Regions from separate parts of the Homo sapiens genome. Here region 1 is linked to region 2. The links are chromatin loops, found by intact Hi-C in ENCODE. Cell type or tissue: CD14-positive monocyte. All regions are shown on one strand. Each heading gives the region's core, and the rest is flanking DNA. Links, peaks and the distances in the headings are about the cores only. Region 1 overlaps HSBP1 (heat shock factor binding protein 1). Region 2 overlaps CDH13 (cadherin 13).

Evidence for each region. Peaks named below come from ENCODE experiments on the same cell type or tissue, not always from the same donor. Only the 100,000 strongest peaks of a DNase experiment are listed, where the experiment ranks them.
Region 1: a loop joins it to region 2, with 2.1 times the contacts of the local background. A loop is called at or near these places in 9 of 110 quality-filtered maps.

What each region holds. Positions count from the first base shown.
Region 1 is chr16:83,810,832-83,819,168 of GRCh38, reverse strand. HSBP1 (heat shock factor binding protein 1) reads right to left here. Exons shown (of 4, transcript NM_001537.4): 4 at 1-7,748. Among named protein-coding and RNA genes, the nearest start is that of HSBP1, 7.0 kb to the right of the region's middle. RefSeq lists enhancers at 1,016-2,215, 4,706-5,217, 5,218-5,729, 5,730-6,241. In CD14-positive monocyte, for the core only: no CTCF peak of the experiment used is centred there; no DNase peak of the experiment used is centred there; H3K27ac peaks cover 1,664 bases.
Region 2 is chr16:83,685,222-83,693,558 of GRCh38, reverse strand. The region is part of intron 10 of CDH13 (cadherin 13); the gene reads right to left. All of the region lies in intron 1 of LOC124900603 (a long non-coding RNA gene), which reads left to right. Among named protein-coding and RNA genes, the nearest start is that of CEDORA, 84 kb to the left of the region's middle. In CD14-positive monocyte, for the core only: no CTCF peak of the experiment used is centred there; a DNase peak (open chromatin) is centred at 4,058; H3K4me3 peaks cover 460 bases.

The DNA of each region.
Region 1 (8,337 bases), core at 331-8,330, 130 kb before region 2:
GCTTCTTGGTTTAGACATATTTGACCCTAAAGCCATTAGACTAAAGGGTGTTGGGCAACCCAACACCCTCGCCCCAAGGTTGATGCCCGAAGGCCCTGGCTCTCTCACTCTCAGAATCGCCTGGAGGATGTGTTAAAACCCAGGCTGCTGGACCTCCCTCCCAGGGTCTCTGATTCAGTAGGGCTAGGTAGGGCCTGGGGATCTACATTTCCAGCACGTTCCCAGGGGATTCTGATGCTGCCGGTTCAGGAACGTATTTTAAGAACCACTGCCCTATGGGAAATGTCTCCAAGGAAGAAAATATTCTTTCCATGTATGTTTTGTTGAAATCCGAGGCAAAAAAGAAAAAAATCTGTTGTTCTCAGACCAATTATGGAAAACAAGTCCCAGTAGAGAGCAGGAGAATGAATTCTGCCAGAACTTCAGTGACTTAGGTGCCGCTGCAAACCTTTCAGAACCAAGACCAGATACAGGGTCGTCTGCTGAAGGGGTTACGAAGAGTCCAGAAGAGAACATCACGGTGGTTCCCAAGAAAGACCTTAACATCTCAGTGGTGTTTAATACAGCATAAAAGCAAATTACGACCTCCATTGACTTATGGGTATTTCAAACAGTTCTCACCAGTTTATTAGTCAGCGTTAGGATAAAAGGGATTCTTCAAGTTCTGAACTTGCTAAACGGTAACTTGTTGGAAGCATTACTAGCAAATCTTGTCCACAATTGTTCTGGAATACAAGTCAGCTTGAATAAATCCAAGAAATGTCTGGCAGAGTGGATGGCAGGGAACAATGTCTGGGGTCAGTGATTCCAGAGTTTTTGTGCCAGAGAGTTTCTATGGGGTCTGTTTTTCATCATGGGGAAGACAAAGTTGGGTCACAGATTATTGTTAAGACTTGTCCAAGTTTGAGAAAATGAGAGTGGCCCAGGAAAAGAATCTTCCTCGCATCTCCTTCTGAGGATGCTGGCAAAATGCGCATCTGATATAATCAACCTTCCAGACAAGGATTCTGATAGGAAACCGAGCCCTGGGGATGAGGGCTCACAGACCCAGTGCCGACCCACGGTAACCATGAACCTCTAAAATTCTACAAGCAAGACTGCGTACTTTTGACAGATGGCTTTCAAAACATTCTTTCCCTTTAAGATTCTTAATTATGGCCCCAGCGAACACAGGTTCTAATTGAGGCGCACCTGAGCCTGGCTTGCAGGAGAGATACCTATCAAAGGGAAAGGCTGATTTCTTTTGAGGGCATTGTTTTGCAGCATTTCCTGGACTTACCAGTCCTAGGCTTCTGTTCCATGAATAATTCGGTCCAGTCCTTTGCCTCAATAAGATTCTGGAGCAGAATCAGTCAAATGGTCTTATGTTTTCAGGAGAATGCACTGTTAAAAGAAACAGCCATATTATTTACATTTCCAGAAATGGCTCTTCTGATGATTATCCATAGCCCATCAAAATTAACTGCATATTCTGCATAAAAGACCTTTAAGATATTTAATATGTAAAGTTTCTTTCTGTAAACACTTACTGGGTTTTGACAGCAACTTGTAAAGACCAAGGTAAGAGGTAATAAAACTACAGCAATGGTTTACAAATGGAGGTTTTGAAGGCTGATTAGAGGGAGATGAATTCCAGCTGGAAAACTTTTTGATAATGTCAACAGCTTTCGAGAGCCTCTGAGCAGTGAATGAGATGATACAGGTGAAAGCAGCTAGCGCCATACCTGGCCCAGGACAGGCAGGAAAAATGTCAGGCAGATCTGAAGCTGAATCCGGTTACTGAGTCATCACCCATCAGGGAATCAGAAATCCTTTGATTCAAACAGTTGGGACACAAATTGTTGGGGCATGCGTGACACATGGATTGAATTGAATGCCAGGTAACGGGGGTCAAAGCCCTGATTGTCCAAGTTGGACGTGTCAGCTGGGTTGACACGGGCGTGGCGGAATCCCATGGAACTTGGTGAATTACATCATCGGACGGTTCGCAGTAGACAGGCCTTCTTGAATGCAGTTCTCGACCTCGACTGCACACTGGAGTCTAAGATGAACACTGCTGTCTGGGCCCACCCATGGGGATTCTGATGTGAGGGTTCTGTGGTGCTGCCCAGTTTTGGGCCTTTGAACTGCTCCCCAGGTGATTCTAATGTGCCACCAAGGTTGACAGTCAGCTAATTCCGATTTAACCATCTCCAGTGTTACCAGTGTTTATAATCTAGAAGTTACATCTAGAAGGTCTGTAGCAAACACTGTAGGTTGTCCACCCGATAGCCATTCTGATTTCCTTTCTGATGGAACCCTGGTATTGTTCTCTTATGTCTCCACCTCTGAGGGTCCGGAAACTATCAGCAGAACCGTTACACCAGGCTCAGGTGGTCTCATGAATGGGTTAAGCTGGGATTCCTCAACCTCAGCACTGTTGACACTTGGGGCTGTGCCACTCTTTGGGGTGAGGGTTGTCCTGTGCATGGTAGGGTGTTGACGCAGCATCCCTGGTTTCTACACTCTTGATGCCAGTAACACCCCCAACCTGAGTTGTGACAACAAAAAAACAAGAACCACATGGCTCAACCTATCATGCGGGTCCTGTTTGCCAGGATCATTTTAGGCACAGGAGTGGGGTGGAAACACCTTCAAAGAAACATTTTCTTCACTCTTAGGAGACAAAAGGGAAGAAGAAAGGCATTCTCTGACCGGATGCACCCAGGTGGAACAAATCTGGGGTTGGGTCTTTTTATTTTTTATTTATTTTTTTGTTTTTTATTTTTTGAGATGGAGTCTCGCTCTGTTACCCAGGCTGGAGTGCAGTGGCACGATCTCGGCTCACTGCAACTTCCACCTCCTGAGTTCAAGCGATCCTCCTCCCTCAGCCTCCCGAGCAACTGGGATTACAAGCGCCCACCACCACGCCTGGCTAATTTTTGTATTTTTAGTAGAGACGGGGGTTTCGCCATGTTGGCCAGGCTGGTTTAGAACTCCTGACCTCAGGTGATCCACCCACCTCGGCCTCCCAAAGTGCTGGGATTACAGGCATGAGCCACTGCGCCCGGCCGGGTCTTGCTCTTAGTTTTACTGAGGTGCAGAATTTACTCGCCCCAGAGCTGCCCTCCCTTGGGACTTCTTGCCATGTGAAATAATACATCCCACCATTGTTAAAAGGGCTGATTTTTGCTATTGGTAGCTAAACGCTTCTAAGCTGCTGGATCCTGAATCCAGACTATTCTTAATTATTGGGAAGCAATACTGTTCTCTTTTGGAAGGTGGACATTTTGCAAGACCAACGTGACTAAATGGTCAAATTCTGTTTTCTACGGTAGAGACACAGAATTTGACCATTATTAGATCATTATTGCGAAGATTATTATTGTGAAGCAGGACAGTCAAGAGTGTTCTTATGAGGCAGGGCAGCATCTACACGATAGGTATGTAGTTCATGTATGTGGTGTCTACATATGCTTTGGTAAAATGAAGCTCTGTTGATGAGACAGCCACATATTACATTTCATCATTCTCAGGGATCCCACAGAGGCTGATGTTGTACAGCTTTCAGGATCACTCGAACCCTAGGCAGCGGTCTGAGGAGCTTCCAGCCACCTCTTAGTGAGAGCCTCAGGTGTGAGGACCAAGCGTTAGGATCCGCCCTTTTTTTTTTTTTTTGAGACAGGGTCTTGCTCTGTCACCCCGGCTGGAGTGGAGTCGTCCGATCACAGCTCACTGCAACCTCGACTTCCTGGGCTCAAATGATCCTCCCACCTCAGCCTCCTGAGTAGCTGGGAGCACAGATGTGTGCCACCACACTCTGGGCTAATTTTTCTACTTTTTTGTAGAGATGGAGTCTCAGTATATTGCCCAGGCTGGCCTTTTTTTCTTTTTTAAAATACTGTCATCCTGACTTGTTGAAACAAACCCTTTTCCTATTTCCATATTAATTTGTAGGGTTGATAAGTGCAATGTTCAATCACAATTCCTCTGGTTTTGTTTTTGGGCAGTGACTTGCATCTCCCCTCCCTCATTTTCATTCATTGAAAAGTTCTCAAGTGGCTGCAGCTAAAATCAGACACTTAAAATTAATGCAAGATTAAGATTCCAGGTGATGGCTTCTTCATGAGTCCATTTAAAAGTCTTCGTTGCAATAAAAAAAAAACACCACAAAACAAAAAACAGTGAAATCCAATAGGATGGTAAGCTAATAGGTCACGGAGTGGCGGGGGGGTGTCTTTTTATCCCCCGGGTTGGGCCTCAAGCAATAATTTTTGTGGGAGACAGGACAGGTATAGGCATGGAAAACCAATGTGAAAACCTGTGGTTCATATTCCCCGTGGTTGTGCTCTGGGCAAATGTTTGAGGAATGTCATTTGTTTCTGTTGTTGTTCTCAACTGATTTAGGAGAAAAAAGGCACTGATCCAGGAGCACACATTTTCTACCAGCTCTGAATAGTTTAAATTCCAAATAAAAACTCACATCCAGTGTGTTTATTACTTAATTTTAGGTCATGTTTAATTGAAAACACTCCATCAGCCTTTTGAAAGTAAATTTTGAGATCCAGCCAGTGGGGCTGATGATTTCCAGACAGCCTGGACAGCTGAGATTCGGAGCTCAGCTCACACGAAGAGGCAGACGATCAGCTGTGTTCGTGAGCAGTGCAGGTGTGCAGCTGTGAGACGGTCAGCTGTGCTCGTGAGCGGTGCAGGTGTGCAGCTGTGAGACGGTCAGCTGTGTTTGTGAGCGGTGCAGGTGTGCAGCTGTGAGGACATTCCAGGGTCATCATTACCAGCTGTGACCTTGTGCCCCTGACTCCCCGTCTTGGGTTCCTTTTCTTTAAATATGACTCATCAAATGAAAACCTCTCAGTGTTGTTGTGAGGATTAAGCCAAACAGTGCAAACAAAAGGCTTAGCACAGTACAGCGGTTTACAGTCAATGCTTTCAATGGCGCTAGCTGTGAACATTTGGTAACTGTAACCAGTTAACTTTCAGGGCTAGATATGACAACACATCCTGCAAATTCCTCCATTTTAATCTAATCAAAATATATAATGTGCAAAATACAAAATAAAAGAGGAACACAGTGTCTGCTTGGGAAGGCTTCCATTTACAAACAGCATGTTGAAAAAGTTCACTTTTGTTTGGAGGACTCTATGTTCCCATAGCAACAGTGCTCTAAGTGTGTGTGTGTGGGGCTTAAATTCCAAGGACTCACAAGGGCAAATTAACTCTTAGTTACGTGAAATATTGTGTTAGTCCTGATAGGGTTAAACAATGACTGTACTTGTAGTGAAACAAAGAAAAAATTGATATGAAAATAAGATTGAAATATTTTAAAATCCTGTGGCTCAAAGGAAAGCAGGATGAACTAGGGGCCAAATGAAGAAGCTGTGGGGCCTTGGGGTTTGAGACAGGGCACTTAATTAAATGTAACGCTGTTTTCCTTGGTGCGAGGGCCCCCATACTCATCTGTATTGTTCAGCCCTCAAGAGAATCTTCACTGGCTGGTAAACGAACAAGAATAGCTGGAGAAGGAATACTTCATATAGTATAAAAAAGACCCTTGGACAGGCATGGTGGCTCCAGCCTGTAATCCCAGCACTTTGGGAGGCTGAGACAGGACTGCTTGAGCCTAGGAGTTCTAGACCAGCCTGGGCAACACAGCAAGACCCAGGTGCGGTGGCACGAACCTGTAATATTAGCTACTTGGGAGGCTGAGGCAGGAGGACTGCCTGAGCCCAGGAGCTTCAGGCTCCAAGTGAGCTATGACTGTGCCACTGCACTCCAGCCTGGGCAACAGAGCGAGACCTCGAAAACTAGCAGGTGAGCAGGTTAAAGCTGAGTTCTCTGCTCTACTTTCAGAGTCTTTAATATGCTAATTTCTTCATGAGGTTCACAGAATGTCGTCTAAACCCAAGTGACCATAACCCCTTCCTTCCTGCAGCATCTCCAGGGGCAAGAGTTCTGGGAACACACCTGAGACAAGTCTCCTGCAATGCCAGTCTTGGCAAGCCCTCCTCCCGCTCCTCAGCTTCCCCTTCCAGCAGGCAACCTCCCCCAACACCCCCTCTCCTGCTTTGCCTTGGGCTACTTGTACTTAATCCGTCCAGAGGTTTTAGTTGATACTCTAATGTGATTTCTGCATTTCCATCTGAAAACCAAACAGATTTTTGACACAAAGGAAGCTTCATAGCAGGATTTCAGGCACCTTTATTCATGGCAGATATTTTTGGTCAGGGCAGCCTGCCTTTGAAATCGTTCCATTACTTGAGGAGGTCGACTCCTGCCTAAGTCACAACTCTCCTACAACCGCAACCGGCCATATCATTTCCATTTGCCACTTCCGAGGCTTGAGAACATCACCAGGGACGCAGGTTTCGGATGGTCTGGTCAATGCTGCAGTGTGTGTGGGGCATTCGGGGGCTCCAGCCTGCATCACAACCTACTGGCCTGATCAAAGGAGGTTCTGTAGTTGGGTAACCAGAGTGGTGAATTCATTTTATCACAGAAGGATCTCACTCCTTTATGTTCCCCATGTAATTTGTATACAGCACAAATTATTTCTTACTTTGATAGATTTGCAATATAAACACCAAGACTGGTGAGATGAGAAACTTAAAAAAATCATGTTTTTCAAATTTTCAAGTTTTTGTGTAAAAGCACTTTGTGGTGACAATCATATGGATCACCTTCCAGGTCATCAGTATTGGCCTCTAGGTTTAGCACTCCTGGCACTGCATTTTTGAGTGGCCAGAGATAAAGGTATTATCCCTGTCTTCTATAATCAATGATAACATTGACACTCTGCAAGAATTTAGATAAGAAACAGTTTAAGTAAAATAGTGTTTTTTAAAAACTTGAGTCTACTACAAGTCGTTGATCATATTCTAGCCAAGCAACTGGCATGGACTTAATATGGTCTCTTTTCCTTCTCTCTTTCTTTTCAAGTCACTAGCTCAAAGGAAAGACTGATTGAGTTTTAAAATCCTGCCAGATTTTTTATGGTAACCATTGTAGATGAACCACGTAGGTAGGGTCCTACTGAAGTATTAGAATCTCATGCAAAACTCTAACAAACGCCTCATTACAGAAGGCTATTCTGTTATTTTCTGTACTGTAAAAGTTCTGACACAAGACAGTGGCAGTGGTTACTTTTCATCGACTTTAGCATGTGATCTCAGGGACTCAGACATACGTCTAAGTTCTATTCTGAGTTTTGGCAACAGAGCAGTGACAGATATTTCTGAATGAACAATTTTTAGGTGTTTTCAGCCATTTGAAAAGTATTGCCAACACACTATTTGGTGTTAGCTCAACAGTCACGTTGTGCCAAGAATTAAAGAACTCTAAAGTCTACAAACATCTTACTTCACCAAGACTAACTATAATTGAAGGGTTTACTATTTGTTTAATAAAAAATCACACATCAACTTTTATCCAAACAGCAACTACTACAAAAGGAATGACAAGAAAAAAAATGACTTCACAGAAATACACTAAAAAATCTGACAATGTTATGCAAGAACCGCCAAAGTTTTAGTGTTTAATAATGAATAGCACAACTGACCAAGGTCCAAGATGTGAAGATACCATGTTCAAGAAACTGGGGGGAAATCACTCTACAAACTAACTATATACTAGGTGATAAGAATGCATACTTTATAATATAAAACCTGTCTACACATAGTAGTTAGCTGCAAAAAGCCATTCGATCTTCTCTTGGCTTGGAAAAATGCCAGATTCCAGTATAAATTATTAGCAACCTGTTGAAGAAGGAAAAATCATCAACATGTTTTTCATTATATGAGCACAAGTAAAAATGACATATAGACCTATCAACTACAAATCCCTTTCCACTCTCCTACTGAGTTAAACTTATTTTCTTCTGGCAATATTTTAGCAATAGATTTAACTGGAAATATCTTTAAAAGTTTCAGAGTCAGTTTCCTACTCCCACTCTTTTCTTTGAATGACCCCCATCACTAGCCAGTCTACCATCCTGAAATTCTTGTGGTAAGATAATCAGTCAGTTGATGGCAGTTTTGATTGCCACATAATATAAAAAGAGACCCACAGAAGCATCTGAGACTGGTAGGACATTTTTCCAAATTATCTCTGGATAAGAATAACGATGACATAACCCATAGAAAGCAGTTATGTGATTTACTCACACAGTGAATGAACCCCACCTACTGTGAAGATAAAAGCAAATTTTAGAGTCTGTCTTCAACATCCCAAATCTGTATTTCACAGTGACTTAAAATGTGGTCCACAGCAAGCCCAGAAAATAGGAAATTAGGCATGTTTTACTGTACATTCTGCTTAGTACTCTACGAATCTAAAAATACTCAG
Region 2 (8,337 bases), core at 214-8,213:
CCTTGGATTTTACCAGGAATGAGGAAGAGACTGTTATCATGAGATTTAAGCAGTGAGGTACCCGGGGCTGGCTTGTGGAAAATAAAAATAAACTAATCCACAAGGCATGAAAACCAAATATTCTAGAAAAACACCCCTATCAGTCTCAAAGAGACACCTTTAGTAAATGACTACGCATTATGCTCATTTTGCTAAAAATGCGAATCAGTTAATTTAATGCTATGTACCGTGCACTGTGTTCTAAACACTTTCCCTGAATTCTTTTATTCTGTATCCATCACAGTGACTCCATAATCTAGATATTACTATTCCTCCCCATGTTTCAGGTGGGGACACTGAGGCCCAGAGAGATTAAAAATCTGCCCAAGGTTACACTTCTGGAAGATGGACAAGTGGGGATTTGTGCTCAGGAAGTCTGGCACTAGTCTGGCAGTTGTGGCCACTTGGCTATGTACTTTTCTTTTCTTTTTTTCTTCGAGATGGAGTCTCACTCGGTTACCCAGGCTGGAGTGTAGTGGTGCAGTCTCAGCTCACCACAACCTCTGCCTCCCAGGTTCAAGTGATTCTCTTGCCTCAGCCTCCTGAGTAGCTGGGATTACAGGTGCATGCCGCCATGCCTGGCTAATTTTTGTATTTTTTAGTAGAGGCGGGGTTTCACCATATTGGCCAGGTTGGTCTTGAACTCCTGACCTCGTGATCCACCTGCCTCGGCCTCCCAAAGTGCTAGGATTACAGGTGTAAGCCACCGTGCCCAGCCGGCTATGTGCTTTTCTTTGCAAGGCTGTAAGAGACCAGGGGTCTGCCATTTCCCATGCAGCTGCTCTGGGGTAGTTTCTAGAGACAGCCTGAATCTAGGATGAAATAAAAAGAGTCAAGGTCAGTTTCCTTTGCTTCCATAAGGAAAACACATCCTTCAAGTCCGAAAGTCTCTATTTGCCTATAGTAAGTTTGGCAAAATAAGGAAGTTTATGACAGATCCTTGTTCTCCTTAAGGCAATCACAGGAATAGAATGCACAGGGAAGTGGGCATGAAAGAGTTAAATGGAAAGAAACCGGGACAGACGGAGTCTGTAAAAACATTTCGCATCATCAACCCGTGCAACAGGTGGATGTCCAGCAGGCAAAGCCATCCCTGTCATCAGATGATGGCAGGAAGAGCCTCTGTGCTATGGAAAGAGCAAGCCGGGAAGAATGCATCCCTAGGGACCTCCTGCAACCTTGAGTCCAGGGAGCAACCTTGAGTCCATGGAGATCTGGCCAGACTCCCTCCCCATGCTCTTACAGGCATCTGGCAGCAATGATTTTTGCTGTGGCTATCAGCAATGAAAGCTGTCATAAATCCATCAACTAAAATCAGAAATGGAACAAACAATTTTATTCTGAAAAACAGAAGTTGGAGAGAGCAAGCTATTGGGTCTGGTAATTGCACACACAGGGCACGCTTCTCTGGCTTCAGTTTGGTTTGGGAGGCAGAAGAGCAGAGAGGTGACGACGGCTGTCATTGAGTCACATTTCCTGAGTGTGAATCTGAGTGTGAATTTCTTTGGGTAATTTCCTGAATCTTCCTAATCCTTATTGTCTTCCCCTGTATAAAAGGGGTAATCAGAGACCCACAGGGTTGCTGTGAAATGAGGGGTGATCTAATGCAGAAGGCTCAGGGAACAGTGCCTGGGACAAAGTAAATGCCAGCTACTATATCGTAACCTTGAGCAATTTGGTGTAGCTATAGCAGAAAGCGGCCAACCTAGCCTGGCTGTGTTAGGGAAGTGGATCAGACATGCTAGTGAAAGAAGACAGGAGATGGAAGGAGGCAGGATGGCCCAGGTCCGTTCGACTCCTGGGGACAATGTACACTCTACCCTGGGGCCTGCATAGACTCAGGATATGCTGATTTGCGGTCGGGCTGCCAAGTTAACAGCACCGTTGTACGGAACTGTGCTGGTCTTGAACTCCTGACCTTGTGACCCACCTGCCCTGGCCTCCCAAAGTGCCAGGTGGGTGTGAGCCACCGCACCTGGCTGGCTATGTACTTTTCTTTGCAAGGCTGTAAGGGGATTCTCAGGAAGCAGTGCCTCATGTGAAACAGCACCAGGCAGGGCCACTCCTCCCAATATGAGAGTGTCCCAGGGCTTGGCCACAGCCCTACGTTCACTTCCCTCTTTGGGGATCATAGTCTCAAGGATTTAAATTCCATCTGGATGTTGATGACACCCAGGCTTCTATCTGTAGCACAAACGCCCCCTGATACCCAGCTCATGTGCTCCCTTTGTCTACCTCAAACTCAACAAGAACAAGACCGAATTCCTGTACTTTCCTCCCACAAGTTACTTTGCCACTTCTCCAGCGAGCTTGCAAAGCTCAGAGATGTGCCCTCTGTGCTTCCATTTGTTTGGGACAAAAATCTTGGAGTCAATCTTTATTCCTCTCTCTCTCTCTCTGACACACACACACACACACACACACACACACACACACACACACACACACGGCACAGTTGGTTAGCAAATCCCTGTCACCAGTACCTTCAAAACATTCAGGGCCTGGCCCAGTGGTTCACACCTGTTATCCCAGCACTTTGGGAGGCCGAGGCAGGTGGATCACTTGAGGCCAGGAGTTCCAGACCAGCCTGGACAACATGGTGAAGCCCCATCTTTATTAAAAATACAAAAATTAGCTGGGTGTGGTGGTGCATGCCTGTAATCCCAGCTACTCCAGAGGCTGAGTCACGAGAATCACTGGCACCTGGGAGGCAGAGGTAGCAGTGAGCCAAAATCGTGGCACTGTACTCCAGCCAGAAAGACATAGCCAGACTCTGTCTCAAAAATAAAAACAACAACAACAAATTCAGTGTCTGCAGCTTCTCACTGCCTGCACTGCAACCATCCCTGCCCAGACCCATATGGCCTCTTACCTGGATTACTATGGCTACCCTACACTCCAGTCCTCTGCTCTGCCTCTGTCTCCCTTTCCCTTAATTGCCCCCTTTCCTAATCCCACTAGCATGCTTAACACTTTCCCCATCTTCTCCGGAGCATCGGCCTCATTTCCCACCATCCCCCAACTTGCTGTGCGCTGGGCACAATCCTGCACACTCTGCCTCGGGGCCTTCCCACTTGCTTCCTCTACCTGGACCTCTCCACCCGGGATAGCTGTGTGGCTCACCTCCACTTCCTCCAATTCTTCACTGAAGCATCACAGCACTGGTGAGGCTTCTGCTGACCCTCTATCTAGAGTGATGGCTCCCCTCCTTCCTTCTCTGCTTCCTTTCTTTGCATTAATCACCAGTTACTATGCTACTTATTGTATTTATTAATTCTCTCATTCATTTTCTCTCTTCCACAGGAATATGATTTCGATGATAACAGATTTCTTTTTCTTTTTTTTGAGACGGAGTTTTTGCTCTTGTTGCCTAGGCTGGAGTGCAGTGGCGTGATCTTGGCTCACCACCATCTCCGCCTCCCGGGTTCAAGTGGTTCTTCTGCCTCAGCCTCCCAAGTAGCTGGGATTACAGGCGCCCGGCTAATTTTGTATTTTTAGTAGAGATGGGGTTTCACCATGTTGGTCAGGCTGGTCTCAAATTCCTGACCTCAGGTGATCCACCCACCTTGGCCTCCCAAAGTGCTGGGATTGCCGGTGTGAGCCACTGCTCCCGGCCAACAGATATTTTTAATTGTTTCTGGGGCTACTTTATCCCCCAATGCCTAGAAAAGCACCCAGTATGTTGCAGGTGTGGGATGAATGAATGGAGAGAGAGGTTTTCCGGTCATAGCCCTAATCCAAATCCCCAGGTCCTCCTTTCACATGTGCAGCCTACACTCAGGGACCCAAGAATACTTAGAAGCAGCCATATAAGGTCGGATCTTCTAGTGAGATTCCTGCCAACGCTATTGGAATGCATGAGGAAATCCCCAAATTAAGCATTTGTAGGAGGACTGTAGTTTAGAGCCTCATCACTTGAAAATACAAGCTTTGAGATTCATTTGGAAAGCAGATTGGGAGCAGATGATGAAATGCATTTCTTGAATTAGTTACATGACTCACTGCCTGTGGTTTCATTACCCGTGTTAGGGTTAATGCCATGATAAGCTCCTCGTGCTTGCTGGCTGACTGGTGTTAGTGATTGATAGACAAACTCAGATAATAAATCAGCTATTTTCCCTATGCAACTGACTTCTGTTGCAATCCTGAAATGTGTGGCTTTTTCAATCAGTGCTATGTTAGTAGCTTATATAGCAATCCTTATCTATTTCAAATGGGTTTATTAAAAAAAAAGCTAAGTAGATTTAACAGCTTAGAAAATATTGGTCAAGGAACAATATTAACATTTGTCAATATTTTCTATATTGGTTCTGAGGATTAATTTCTAAGGCTGACAAGAAGGACCCTGATAATTATATTCAAATATAGCCAATTTGAAACCATGTTTTCAATAATGAAAGTCTGGCCTATGGCAAATTTATAACAACATATGTAGATGGATGTTAAAAAGGTGGTCGATTTGTAAAATAGCCTTTCATCCATTTACCCAAACGGCCAGATGTTTCATATTAGCCAAACTGAGCACCTTTAATTGACATGAATAATGAAAATCTTCAGTCTCTGGATCATTATAAAAGCCAGGATTCTATTTTTAGCCAGTGAAGCCCTTAAAACTTTAAAAATCCCATAGTTTAATTTGTGAGGCTTTGTTTCCCCCAGCATCTTCATAACAGAACATCTGACCACTAAAAACAAGAGTCATCTGTGCTAATATATTTGCATAAATAATTAAAAATTCCACAGCAGAATAGGCAATAAAATGTATTGCTACCATAAACTTACAATGGAACAACACCGCTTTAATTAAAAATTACAAAGACACCACTGTAAACAATCCATTTACATTTCAAACTCTGTGTTTGTTGACTTAAAAAAGAAAAAAATCTTAACTCATTAAAAACAAGAACCAAAAAAATGACCTCATCCCAGATCCTGTTATTGAGGTCAGTAACCACATTTAATTAAGATGAAGTGTTAATAATATAGTTTAGAAGATGAAGGCCTTCTCTTAATTTCCCCAGGTAGAAATGTTACAATTTGGCCTTTAACTTCTGATTAAAATTTAAAAGGTGGGAGTCACCCCAATTTAAACTCTTAAATCTGGTTTTGAAACCTGGTTTTGGGATTAGAAATCCTCCTTCCTCCCAATAAATGGTAGGCTACTACATATTTTTGAACCCCTGTGTTTCTGAGAATGCCAGTGATGACAAAATTTGCATTTTCAAGAGAGCTGATTTTTGCCTTTTTCTTCCAAAGGTCTTAGAAGATACAGAATAAAATGTCCCATCGCCAGTCAATGATGGTTTTTGCTTAATTTCCCAACATTTTTTGTGATTTCCTTTGAATGAGCTCCAATATTAGATTAAACAAGGTGTTAAAGAAAAGGACTTGATGAATCATGGGAAGACCAGTAAAAATGGAAATTGGGCATTTTAACAAATCTTTTGGGGCTGAAATATCATTATTCTATGTTGTATTCTTTACCAGTTTGAATGCATGAATGAATTCTACTGTAAAGTTAAAAAGCATCCAGGTCAGAAAGATGAGGAGGAAGGAAACGACTTAAAAAAGACAGAGCCCCAAAGAAATCAGGACAAAGCAGTTGTAGTTTTCAAAGAGATGAGTATCTAATTTGGATCTGATTCAGATATTCTGTGTTCAAAGAATAGGCTCAATTTGGATCAAGGCTTCGGAAGAAGGGTTGGCTGACGGCAATGGCTCTTCAATGTAACTTTCATGGACTTGGAAAGTTCTGTGAGAGACCTGCACATCCTTCTAAAGTCTCCCTGCTAGCACTGGCTACCCTTCCTGGGATTGGTTTAAAACAAGGCCAAATGTAAATGTTTTCATGGTTGGTAGACATTAGTCAATGTTTGAAGATTAAAAGAAAACAAAACCTATGATGTGGTTTGGATTTGTGGCCTCACCCAAATCTCATACTGAAATATAATCTCCAATGTTGGAGCCTGGTGGGAGGCGATGGGATCAGGGGAGTTAACGCAATCCCTCCTTGGTGGCGTCTTCGGGATAGTGAGTTCTTGCGTGATCTGGTTGTTTAAAAGTGTGTAGCACCTCGGCCCAGCTACTCTGGACATGTGAAGTGCTGGCTCCCTGTTTGTCTTCTGCCACGATTTTAAGTTTCCTGAGGCCTCCCCAAAAGCTGAGTGGATGCTGCCATGCTTCCTATATAGCCTGCAGAGCCATGAGACAATTAAATCATTTTCTTTATAAATTACCCAGTCTCAGGCATTTCTGTGTAGCAATTTGAGAATGGACTAATGCAAGCTATGTCTACATTTTTTTTTTCTAGACGAAGTCTCACTCTGTCACCCAGGTTGGAGGGCAGTGGCACGATCTTGGCTCACTGCAACCTCCACCTCCCAGGTTCAAGTGATTCTCCTGCCTCAGCCTCCCTAGTAGCTGGGACTACAGGCAAGCACCACCATGCCTGGCTAACTTTTTTTGTATTTTTAGTACAGATGGGGTTTCACCATGTTGGTCAGGCTGTTCTTGAATTCCTAACCTCAAATGATCTGCCCACCTTGGCCTCCCGAAGTGCTGGGATTACAAAGCATGAGCCACCGCATTCGGTCAACCCATGTCTACTTAATGCAGAAAAATGTGTGCATGCAGTCACCCCCAACCCAGCTGCCATTAATCTATTCCACCTGGTTACTGAGCACTGGTCATGCACCAGTCCTTATGCTGGGATTGGGCTGTTTCCAGACATTTGAGCCCTTAAAAATTTTTCTCTGTCTTTGGTGGCCTCACCCCAAACTGTATCAAATGTACTAAAATGTACCCACACTAAAAATACATTTTTTTCCTATCACATGTTTGAAATTATTTTTATACTTTTGCTTTTGGAATTACTGTGCCATAAGAAATATTCTGCTAATAATCACTTATAATTTATCCACCGTTCTTGCAAGGTGAGAGCTACAAATAGTTTGCAAATGTAAAGACACTTTTGCAAATATTAGGTTTAGCCTGCTAAAGTTGTCATGATGCCGTGGGCAGTTGATATTTATTAATTTCAATTTTGCTGCTTTCTTTTTGAATTTTGGAGTCAATAGACTATGTATTCAGGTCCCTGACATTTTTGTAGGCCCGTGGAAAGTCTGAAGGTCTTAGTCCTGTGCCTAAAGTGCTTAACTAACTCAATGGTACTGAGGAAGCTCTGGTGGCTCATTAGGGAAGGAGATAAAGATGATTGTTACTCTCCCTGAGCACAAAGTCTCGTGGGAAGATGGACAATGATGTCAAGGATTGAGGAAGTGTGAAGCTTGGTGAAGTTACACTAAGACATGTTCAAAAAGCCTTAAGCCAACATCAGCAGTAGGCGCAGTGGTACGGAGGAAGCTCCGGCGTTCTGATTCACATTAACTCAGCCTCTGTAAACCCTGCTTGTGTGCTTTCCTCCTTTAACCACGGCTCAGGGAGGTTCTCTCTCCTCATCAGTAAAAAGGGAGAACAAGATGTTCTCATTTACAGGGTGGTTATGAAAATACAAGAAGACTGGTAACAGTGCTTTTGGTAAAGTTCTACATAAAAATGTTAGGTATTTTAATCATCCTAGTAGCCATATTATTACCATCATTCTCAAAACCCATGTCTGCAGGGCGTTGTGAAAATCTTGGCCTAGTTTGGTCTGGCACCCTATTCCCTAGAGGCAGAGGCCTGTGCACAGGCAGGACGAAAGCAGGGTTTCTGGCGGAATCCAGCCATCTGCTGAAAGTCAGCCGGGCATGGTGCAGGGGAAGAAGCAATTTGTGCCACTCTGCTCCTTCTTCTCGACTTGGGATCATTGGTTCTTAGTTCCCAAGGAAGCAATTTATTTCATTCCTTCTTCCCTTCCTCTCTCCCTTTCTTTCTTCCTTTATAGGGACACCATCATTTGCAGCAAAAGTTCTTGCTCTTATGACGATAAGCTCCCTGGGAGGCTGCAGACAGAGACTATTTCTTTCACCAGTGAATTTACAGCACCTAGCACAGCGTCAGGCCCACAGTGGGCTCTACATAAATACCATGGCATGAATGAATGAATTGCTGTAATCCATATGCTCTTCTCTAGCACTAGTCTTTAGCAACATCATCTATTATTTTGATTATGCAAATATCTAGTATCATGGGATATTTTTCCCTTTTAAAATGTACCCTGTAGTTATTTATTAAGCAGAAAGGTTCCATTTAAAAAGGCATTCATGGCAGAAAGTGCCATCTACCTTACACTATCCATTCTTCCTTTCTTCCTTAGTGAAGAACCTTGGTTTAAAAAACAATGCACATTGCTTCCCA